2 separate regions of the Mus musculus genome follow, and region 2 is linked to region 1. Evidence: chromatin contacts called from ENCODE Hi-C data. All regions are on one chromosome and are shown on one strand. Each heading gives the region's core, a stretch centred on a gene start or an enhancer-like site at or near the end of the contact. The rest is flanking DNA. Distances are from core to core; before and after follow the strand shown. Region 1 overlaps Arhgap31 (Rho GTPase activating protein 31). Region 2 holds the start of Upk1b (uroplakin 1B).

What was found. Hi-C counts contacts between places; a loop is a spot of excess contacts on that map.
Region 2: a loop to region 1 is called in a map of ES-E14, with 2.1 times the contacts of the local background. The contact joins the promoter of Upk1b here to the enhancer-like site in region 1. A Hi-C loop is called at or near these places in 5 of 37 maps with a recorded cell type or tissue (ES-E14, T-helper 1 cell, T-helper 17 cell and 1 more).

The regions. Positions count from the first base shown.
Region 1 is chr16:38,623,929-38,628,772 of GRCm38, reverse strand. Arhgap31 (Rho GTPase activating protein 31) reads left to right here. Exons shown (of 12, transcript NM_020260.2): 4 at 3,140-3,222; 5 at 4,119-4,226; 6 at 4,819-4,844. Gm36482 (a long non-coding RNA gene) reads right to left here. Exons shown (of 6, transcript XR_003951954.1): 3 at 881-997. Among named protein-coding and RNA genes, the nearest start is that of Gm36482, 11 kb to the right of the region's middle. Within about 2 kb of position 2,558, at least 2 of the 3 ENCODE cell types and tissues checked have a DNase peak (open chromatin) inside an H3K27ac peak, as active enhancers do.
Region 2 is chr16:38,798,640-38,803,211 of GRCm38, reverse strand. It overlaps Upk1b (uroplakin 1B), which reads left to right and starts at 3,009. Exons shown (of 8, transcript NM_178924.4): 1 at 3,009-3,064.

The DNA of each region.
Region 1 (4,844 bases), core at 1,309-3,808:
AGGATGGGGATGCAGTAGGAAGAGGCTAAGGAAAGAAACAGCAGTTCTCACTGGGCTTAGCAAGCATCAGGGGTTAACCCGCCCCTCGGCTTCAGAGAACGACAATGACTAAGCTGCTTCCTAAAATATTAAAGGAACTTTCCATGAGGGCCGCTATCTCCACCTGCACTCTTATCCCCCAAACCCGTCTTTCAGTTTTCCATTGTTATTACTGGCTAGTGCCCCGACTCGCAGATCTAGATGCCTTTTTAAAGAGGGGAACGGCACAAAGTTCTGCAGACCTTGGTCCTGGCTATGCAGGGACAATCCTGAGCCCTCCCTGTGTGCACTGCACGATGGGACCAAACTGTGAGCATCCATGTTATATTCTGCAGCCCCGGTTGCCTGGCGAGCTCACCTTCCCCTTCCCTTCTCCCTGAGTGCTGGGAGTGTGGCCCTTGCTACTGTTTCCTAAGTAATGGGAAAGAGAAGGTAGGTGTGGAGCTCCTTTAGAGAGGCTGCACGTGCCCCTGACCCTCGATCTTGTAGATCTCCAAAGGCAGAGAAGGCAGCAGGTGCTGATACTCGCTCCGTTCACAGCAGGCACACCCACCGGAAGAGTGGGAGCTGGGGCTATGGCACTCCAACACACGTCCCTCTTCTTAGGGAAAGATAACCCAAGTTTCCCGCATTGAGGTATCTGACTGCCATTTTAAAATAGTGTGCATATATCAAGTAAATAGACGGATAGATGATGCATGCATACATACATACATACATACGTACATACATATGTACATACATACGTAGATATGTTTTACTTCCATTGAAAAGGGGATTAGTTATGAGATCTGGGGAGGTGGCTTAGTAGGTAAGAGCACTTGATGCACGAGCCACAGACCTGAATGCTGGTTCTCATTGTCCACGTAAAAACTGGATGACGTCATAGGCACCGATGATGCAGGAGACATTAGGATCTCTATGGCTAACTGTCAAGCTCTGGGCTCAGTGGGAGACCCTGTGTCAAAAGGAATAGGCACACAGGAAGACAAGAGTCATACTTCTCTGGCTGGTGCACGCGTGTACACAGAATTCAAATGCCAAAATGAAACCTGTCACTTTGTAAGCTTACTTTAAATTGAAATTTAAGCCGGGCGGTGGTGGCTCACACCTTTAATCCCAGCACTTGGGAGGCAGAGGCAGGCGGATTTCTGAGTTCGAGGCCAGCCTGGTCTACAGAGTAAGTTCCAGGACAGCCAGGGCTACACAGAGAAACCCTGTCTCGAAAACAAAAAAAATTTAAATTTACAAGTAAGTAAGTAAACGAGCATGCTGGCACAGACATTGCCCAGCACAGGAGTGGTTTGGGAACAGGGGCAAGAGGGGTAGGGAGACCCAGGCAGGACCTTAGAATCCTTTTAAATCAGAACATACACAGTAGATGTGGTTGAGAGAAGGGCCCAGCAGACAGTGAGTGTTCCCCAAAGTTAATTGGCTTCGGCTCTCAGTGAGTAGTGTCTAAAAGCTATCATTGCTAAGAGTATAACTGTGAATGTTAATTGTTGTTGTTGGGCTTTTGTTTGTTTTGTGGTGCCAGGGACTAGATGCAGAGCCTCTTATGTGGTAAGAAGTGCTTTGTCACTGAGCTAGGGCCACAATCCCTTTTAAAGTTTTAGGATGGAGGACAGTGAGATGGCTCAGTGGTTAAAGATGCTTGCAGCCAAGCTCAGTGACCTGAGTTTGATCCTTGGGATCCATCATGGTAAGAGAGAACCAATTTCTGCAGGCTATTCTCAACCTTCACATATATACCATGCGTAAATACACAAGGAATAATAATAAATATAATGGCTTTTGAAACTGGATCTTGATATAAATACAGTCTGTAGCCCAGGCAAGCCTTGAATTCACTCCCTTCCTGCTTCGCCCTTCTAAGAAGATGCAATCACCACCAAACTGTGCAGTGCCTTACAAGGAACTCTGATCATTTGTTTCATTGGGCTGGAAATCCAACCCAGGGCCTTGTGCACGCTAAGCCAATGTTCTCACCACTAAGCCACACCCAGTACTCCACAATGGAAGGACGATCCAGAAATGCCAGCTAACAAATAAATGTGGGTGAATGGTGTGCAAAACCCCCAGATTTGAATCTTGATTTTTGCTTATATCGCAGCCAGCAGTGGTTATCAAAGTAGATGCAAGAGCAGGTGACAGCTAGCCACGCTGCCCTGAGTCCAGAAACAGAGAATGCTTGTGATTGGCTCAATTTACTTCTTTTTTATTCAGTACAGGATCCCAGCCTATGGAATGGCACTGTCCATATTTAGGGTGCCTAAATCTCCTCACTTCAATTAACCTAATCTAGATAGTCCTTTACAGACATACCAAAAGACATGTCTCTTCAGTGATTTTAGAATCCCCTCAAGTTGACTGTCAGTTTTAGTCATCACACACAGGCAGGATATATTCTCAAGATAGGAAACAGGGCTAGAATTGAAGAATCGTTAGGGATGCTGTGTCACAAGGCAGCCTAGGGCCAGCGAGAGATGGACATGAGCCAGCCTGTCATCACGTTGTCCTCATGGTGTTCCTGCCTCCCCTGCAAGGCCCTGGACTGCCGGGAACAAGATGCCCACACAGGATATAAGCAGATAGCAAATCAGAGCAAGGCCGCCAGATCCTGGGGACAAAACTCTTGTGCCTGATAAGAAAGGCACGTCTTCTCTGCCTTTTGGCAGACAAAACAGGCAGCAGTTGAAGACTAGGAGTCATGGAATAGTCACAGGCTAGGTGACAAGTATGTAGCTGTTCACACCCAAAGACGTGTGTCCCTGTGCTGTCTCTCTGAATGTAAGCGTCTATGGCTCTCTGCCATGCAGGACACCTTTCAATCCTGTACGTTCTTTCTCAGACGCCAAACAACCTCTGAGGGCACCCAGAGACCCACCCACTCCTGTGTGCATACAGGGTGAAGACCCTTGACTCTGGGACTCAGAAAGGGCATGTGGCTTGCCATTGACACAGACACCAGTGCTTCTGGGACAGGATCTGCAGGTGCAGTTGTAAGGCTGGAAGATCTGAGTCCTGAATAAGACCAGGACATGCAGGAAGGGTCCTGGCTCCTGGATGCTCACTGGGTACTTCATGTTCTTCTCCACAGGAAGCAGTGTCTCATCGCCCAGAAGAAGGCCAGCTGGCCAGAATCCAGAATGTTATCCTGGAGCTTCCCCCACCCCATTATAGGTAAGAAACGCTCAGACTCCGTGTGGTAAAACATCCAGGAGGCAGGGACATGTGACAACTGGAGCAAGTGGATGGTGGCTTTCCTGGAGGCGTTTTGGAAATTAATGAGCAGTCGGTGTTATCAGGACGATCGGGTGTCCAACCAGGGATGTTGGTAGCCGAGGACAACCTGCTTCCACTTGCAGGATACTCATCAGAGTACCAAAGAATGTCATCACAGTCACACAAGCCAGCCTCACTGTGACAGCTTTGGTTTATAAGCTGAATTATACTACAAAGAAGCCTTTGGAAACCCAGGTTTCCAAACCTTAAAGTTGGGGGTGACTATGACTCATGAGCATCTTAAGATTACCCCAAACATCATCCCTATCCTTCCTATCAAACAGATTATCGGGAGTGGTACTAACTTTCCCAGGGTTAGCAGAATTTGATGTGGTATTATAAAGAACGTCCTAAAGTCAACAAACATTCGTTTATGAAACGGGCCCACTGACAAGAACCCAGGTAGCCTGTAGCTAGACAGCTATCCCTGAGAATCGAGATGAGAACCTATTTGAGGATTGTGGGAAAGTGAATTTTCCCCAGGGTGAGAAAGAAGTAAGTTGTCACTAAGAGCTCTGGGCCTGCGGCCTGTGATGCTCTGTTTCTGTCCCTGGACCTACAGTTTCATCTGACATCTTACAGTGCTGACATCTGTCCCCATCCTGAGTCAGTGGCCCTGGAGTCAAGGAAGTGGCCCTTCATCAATCTTGATCTCTCCCCAGTGTTCCTTCAAAGTCCATAAGACAGAGACTCCTTCATCCCAACTTGGGTATGACCTCCACATGGCAGACTTCACATAGGCACTGACATTTCTTACTTTGCCAAAAATCAATTGAACAAACGAACTCTTTCAGGACCTTGGAATACCTGATTCGACACCTGGCCCACATCGCCTCATTCAGCAGCAAGACCAACATGCACGCCAGGAACCTGGCCCTGGTGTGGGCCCCAAACCTCCTCAGGTGACTACCACCGCGTGGGCTCAGAGCAGCAAAGCCTGGGTCCTTCAGAGATAAAGCACTTGACGGCATGGCTGAGTGGTCTTTTTATAGCATATACAGCTTGAAACTGCCGTTAAGGTCTTAAGCTCTTAGCCTGCTCCCTTGGAAACGCTGGTTCTAAAGGCATTTGTTGGCTATTACCCCGGTGTGGCTAAAGATACGGGTCTGTATGTTACCACTTCTTGAAAAGGCTTTTTGGGGCTCTGAAGTTCATTGTCTTTTCTTTGCTGTGGTGAGGCGACAGATGGCTATAACTTGAATCAACTGCTTCATGGAAATCACAAGCAATGACTTGACCCATGGGACACCTGAGTAAAGACAGGAGTGAATCCCATGAAGTCAAAAGAAGTCAGTTCTGTATATTGATGGGCTGTGTGTATAGTCCTGTAACGTGGACCATGCAGCAGTGATCCAATCTATTCAGTGGGTTGGGCTTCACCACCATTGGGAGATTCTCTCTGATTGGTCGTGAAAAGTTAAAGGCTCACAGGCCATCCCCACTACCTCCTGTTGTGAGGCAGACTCACTCTGAATATGTTTCTTCCGCGCGCAGGAGTAAGAAAATCGAAGCCACTATTT
Region 2 (4,572 bases), core at 1,760-4,259, 170 kb before region 1:
TATCTATCACCTAAGCACGTGAACTGAGTTAACTAAATTTATCTGAATTTATCATCATCTCTCAGAGCTGAAGGGACTATAGGTATGTCTACTAACTTTTGGTTTGTTTTTTTTTCCCCACTAACTTATATATTCACATGACATCCTCATCACAGCCCCCCACTTCCTCCTTAGTTCCCGCCTCAAATTGCTAAATAGAAAAAACAATGTCTATTGAAACTCAAGCCCTGTTAAGTTTATTCATTTCAAGAAAGTTTTCACCAAAACTCAAGACTCACTAAAGAAAGTGATTTTTCCAGGGGTTTTTAGACACTGTGTGGGACCAGGCATACTTCAAACACAGAGTGGAAAGTTAAGGATGCCGGGTTTGGTCAGGCAGAGAGGGCAGACTTATAACTTATAAGGGCTACAGACGATGGATTTGGCTTCAGAATGGAGTCGGGATGAAATCACAGGGCACAAACTGGCTGCACACCAGGTGTGGGCAGAGCACCTATGGCTGGCCCGGAGAGCCATTTGGCTCTGAGTGTACTCTACCGACCCTACCTGCTGGATTTTTTTGGCCTGGTGTACTACAAAAAAGCTCGGAGACCTCTGCTGATCTAGTCACACAGAGGTCTGGTTCCACTCTTAGGACTGTTATACGGGAACCCTCTATCTTCTCCCATTCTTCCTCAACCACTGGGGTTTCTGACCTAAATTGTAACGGAGGGATGGGGGGAATCTTGGGTTTGTTAGGTTTGTTTGTTTTACTTTTTAATTGTTTTTTTTTTTTTTTTGGTTTTGGTTTTGGTTTTGCTTTTGCTTCATATTTCGTTGATGAGTTGGGTTTTGGTTGTTTGTTCTGTTCTGTTCTGTTCTGTTTTGTTTGCAATGAGAATTCACAGATTAGGTTTTTTGGTCAAGTTAGGATATGGTTAAGGGGAAAGAAAACCTTCACAAAACAGTTAGCAATTAGTTACTAGAAAAATAAATCTGTCATACTTTCACAGTAAGGATTCCAAATTCCACAACTGATCAATTGCAGTTATCTGAAAATGAACCTGTTCCTCCTGGTCTCCTGCTACTGGGTTTTCTGTTCCCTTTGTCTCTTCTGAAAAGATTGTCAAACCTGTGAAGGTTCTTTAAAATTATACACCTGCATGCCCCTCCCTCCCTCTTTCTCTCTCTCTCTCTCTCTCTCTCTCTCTCTCTCTCTCTCTCTCTCTCTCTCTCTCTCTCTCTCACACACACACACACACACACACACACACACACATACATACATATGCATGCATACATACACACATATCATTATCTGTGTGCCCTCGGAGACCACAAGAGAGCACCAGCTTCCCTGGGGGTGGGGTTACCGGCACCTGTGACCCTGCGAAGTGGGTCCTGGGAGCTGAAGTCAGGTCCTCTGGCAGAACAGCAAGTGCTCCTGAGGCATCTCTCCAGCCCTGGAATCTTTTATGTCTCTCTCCACGCAGCCCTAAGAGAGTATAACGTGCCTGGCACATGGATGGAAACCAGTCTTTGCTTCCTTACCCTTTCCTTGCTCACAGATTGCCAAGGAAGCTCCTTTTGATGACCTATGTTTGGAAAGTCGTAAGCTAGGTGCTGCAAGAATGCGTGTGGACTGCAAACATTATAGCAGTCGCCCAAACCTTACCACCCAAATGGCTTCCTCTTAACATTTGCTGAAAGTTCTTCCTAAAGCTGAAATTCATATCTATTTTTAGAAAAAAAAAATAAAGTTGTATCGACTCAGACAGAATACTTGGTAAGCAGAGCTGTTTTGTTACGTTGTAATTTGCTGCTTTTCGTCTTTAGCTTCTAGAATTGGTCCTGAGGCAACGTGAACTTTCACAAACATTTGTTGAGTAAATGGCCAAACTTATTTTCCTGGAACTGTTTTTATGTGGCTTCGTTTCTAACCATTGTGTAGAATTTTATTGGATGAATTGCCCTGGTCATCCAAGCGGACTCTGGAACACTGAGGGGGAAGAAGGCATGGAGAGGGACATAGGCATCTCACACTGTCCCCTTTCAAACATTGACTGAGTCCCATCGTCAGTCTTGCTCAGGAACTGGACAGCTATGGACATCTGTTCCTCACGGTACCCTCACCTAAAGACATAGGTCACAGAGGCAGCCAGTGCAGAGCTCAGACAGGCCATTCTCTTCAAAGCTGTCAGTGCGTAGCCGAGGCTGTCCCACCTACATCCTGCTCGTGTTTCTATGGTCACGGATCTCAGGGTACTTGCTAATGAGCGCACTGCATGCTAACTCTGTCTCCTGAGTAAGAAGAGCCTTTGGGGAGATAGCACTAATCTATGAGGAGTTCCCAATCTATTGATTAAAGTGCTCAGACCTTTCTAATATTGCTGCCTTTACTACCCCTCAACACCAGACTAAACTAACCATGTGTTGCTATTTTCCCATTAAAAGCAATATTCTTCACGCTGTGTTTACGTGGCTCAGTGGTCCTGAAGGAAGGGACAGAGACAGGAAGGACCTAGTTAGACATAAAAGCATTACTTGATCCTGTCTCTTCATTTGCATTTCTCCATCTGTGTTTCCAACTTTCTTCTCCTTTAGTAGTTGCTGAGATACTCACCTAATGAATATTAGTGACCCCTCGAATATAGCCTGTGGTGTGGTTACAGAAACTCGCCCTGGCCCTGACCCTGCGCAAGTAGAGGAGGGAGCATGAGCTGGTTTCTTTAATAAGCAAAGTCTTAGTGATCCGATCAAGCTAAGGAACAACAGCTAAACACACACACACACACACACACACACACACACACACACACACACACACACACACACACACACACTCAGAGATGTACATTCCAAAGCAGCAGAGATCTGCCCACAGTGCTTCCTGCTCAGCCAGGCAGGTTCAGGCAGCATCAGGCGCGGCCCATGTGAGATGCCTCCTCCCACTCACAGACCACCCTTCCCCGGACCGGAGCGTCAGAGGATACAGTGGGGTAGAAAAGCATCTCAGGCTGGTGCCTGCTGCAGAGTGAGTCTGTGCAGCACCGGAGAAGAAGGCAGAGGAGACCAGGCAGCCGGTGTGAGTACAGAGACTTCTCAGAGCAGCCCACTGGCTCTCTATTCTCCTGCGAGTACGGACAAACAGGGGCTATACACTGTAACTAACATTAGAATCTGTCTCTTTTGTAATTTTGAGATCTTATAACTCTTCTGGAAAATGTTCTTTGGCTAATTATCTGTCCCTTTGCCTGACAACGGTTCCTGTTTTTGTCAGAAATCATTTGATCTGACAAGCCTTCCTTTAAAAGGATCTGTGGGTCAGTTTCTTCACAGGTCTTTTCTGCAAACAGGTCTGTGTAATCAGTATGTGGGCTAGAGTAAGTTAACAAATTAGTTTTATCTAATCAAGGCTACTTTTACAAGACCGATCTTTACTGTTCACTAATGAGTTGATCCATCAGGAGCTGCAGGTTATAAATATGTTTATTCTTATCTTTTTACACAAATTGTTTCGAGTAACACCAGTATTATTGGATATTTGTACTTTTATAATTATGGTTACAAGCCTAAATTTTCATTTCTCAGTAGCTTTAGGCATTTTTAAGGACATTGATGGTTTTTTTAAATTAATTTTAAGGTCTTTATAAAAGTCAAGGCGATGCTTATAGACCATTTCTTGCTGAGCAAAACTGATAAACACAGCAGGAAAAAAGGCAATACACTTCGTGCCTGTGCGTTATTTTCTTTATATAGCTAATACAGATGCTGTGATTTTTCTAGTTCCATGAGGAAGTAGCTCTTCTCTTGATAAATCTTCCCAATGAGTGTAAAACTGCTCTTGTGTTTTGCTGGTTTGCTTTCTCTTATACTAGGCTTAAAAAAAAAAAACTTTCCTGTATTTTCTTTTAACTACCCAAAGGGACTTGTATAAACATTTAGATTGCAAGGGAAGTTAGGCAAGAGGAGTAAACAAAACTTCAAATTTTCTTTTTCTCACTCTTGCGTACATTCCGAACCAGTGTGGATCCGTCCAGCATCTGCTGGACCCTCCTCTGCAATCTGGGCTTGATGGCTCTGCAGGCTGCCCACAGCCTGATGAGCCACTGATGCCTATCTAGGACAGAGCCCACATGGAAGGGGAAGGCCCCTGTTTGTCCTTCTCTTCCATTCCCTCTCCCCTACTCCCTCCCTTCTGTTTTCTTAATCCAAATTTCTCTAGTGTGGGTGAGTTTGAGGTGTGGTTTGTATATTCTTTCATGCAAGAAATCTGAGCAAGGAAAAGAGGTACTGAACTCAAAAATGCAATCGCATGACTGGTAGGTGAGCCTCACCTCTCTTCTGCTTTGAACACTGGTTTGATTAATGAGCAATTGTTTGTCAACTTATTCAGTGTGTCAGGAGATATCAACACCCTGGATATGAATAACTTCATAAGAAAACAATCTTAACGAAGGTACAAGAGAAGAAGAAGAGAGAGAAAGAAATACACTTTTAACCTCTTGAAATCAGCACTTCTAAAAGTAAAGAGCCTCCCAGGGTGTTGAGTGATTGAAATAAGCCACGGAGGGGCTGGGTCACTGGGGAGTT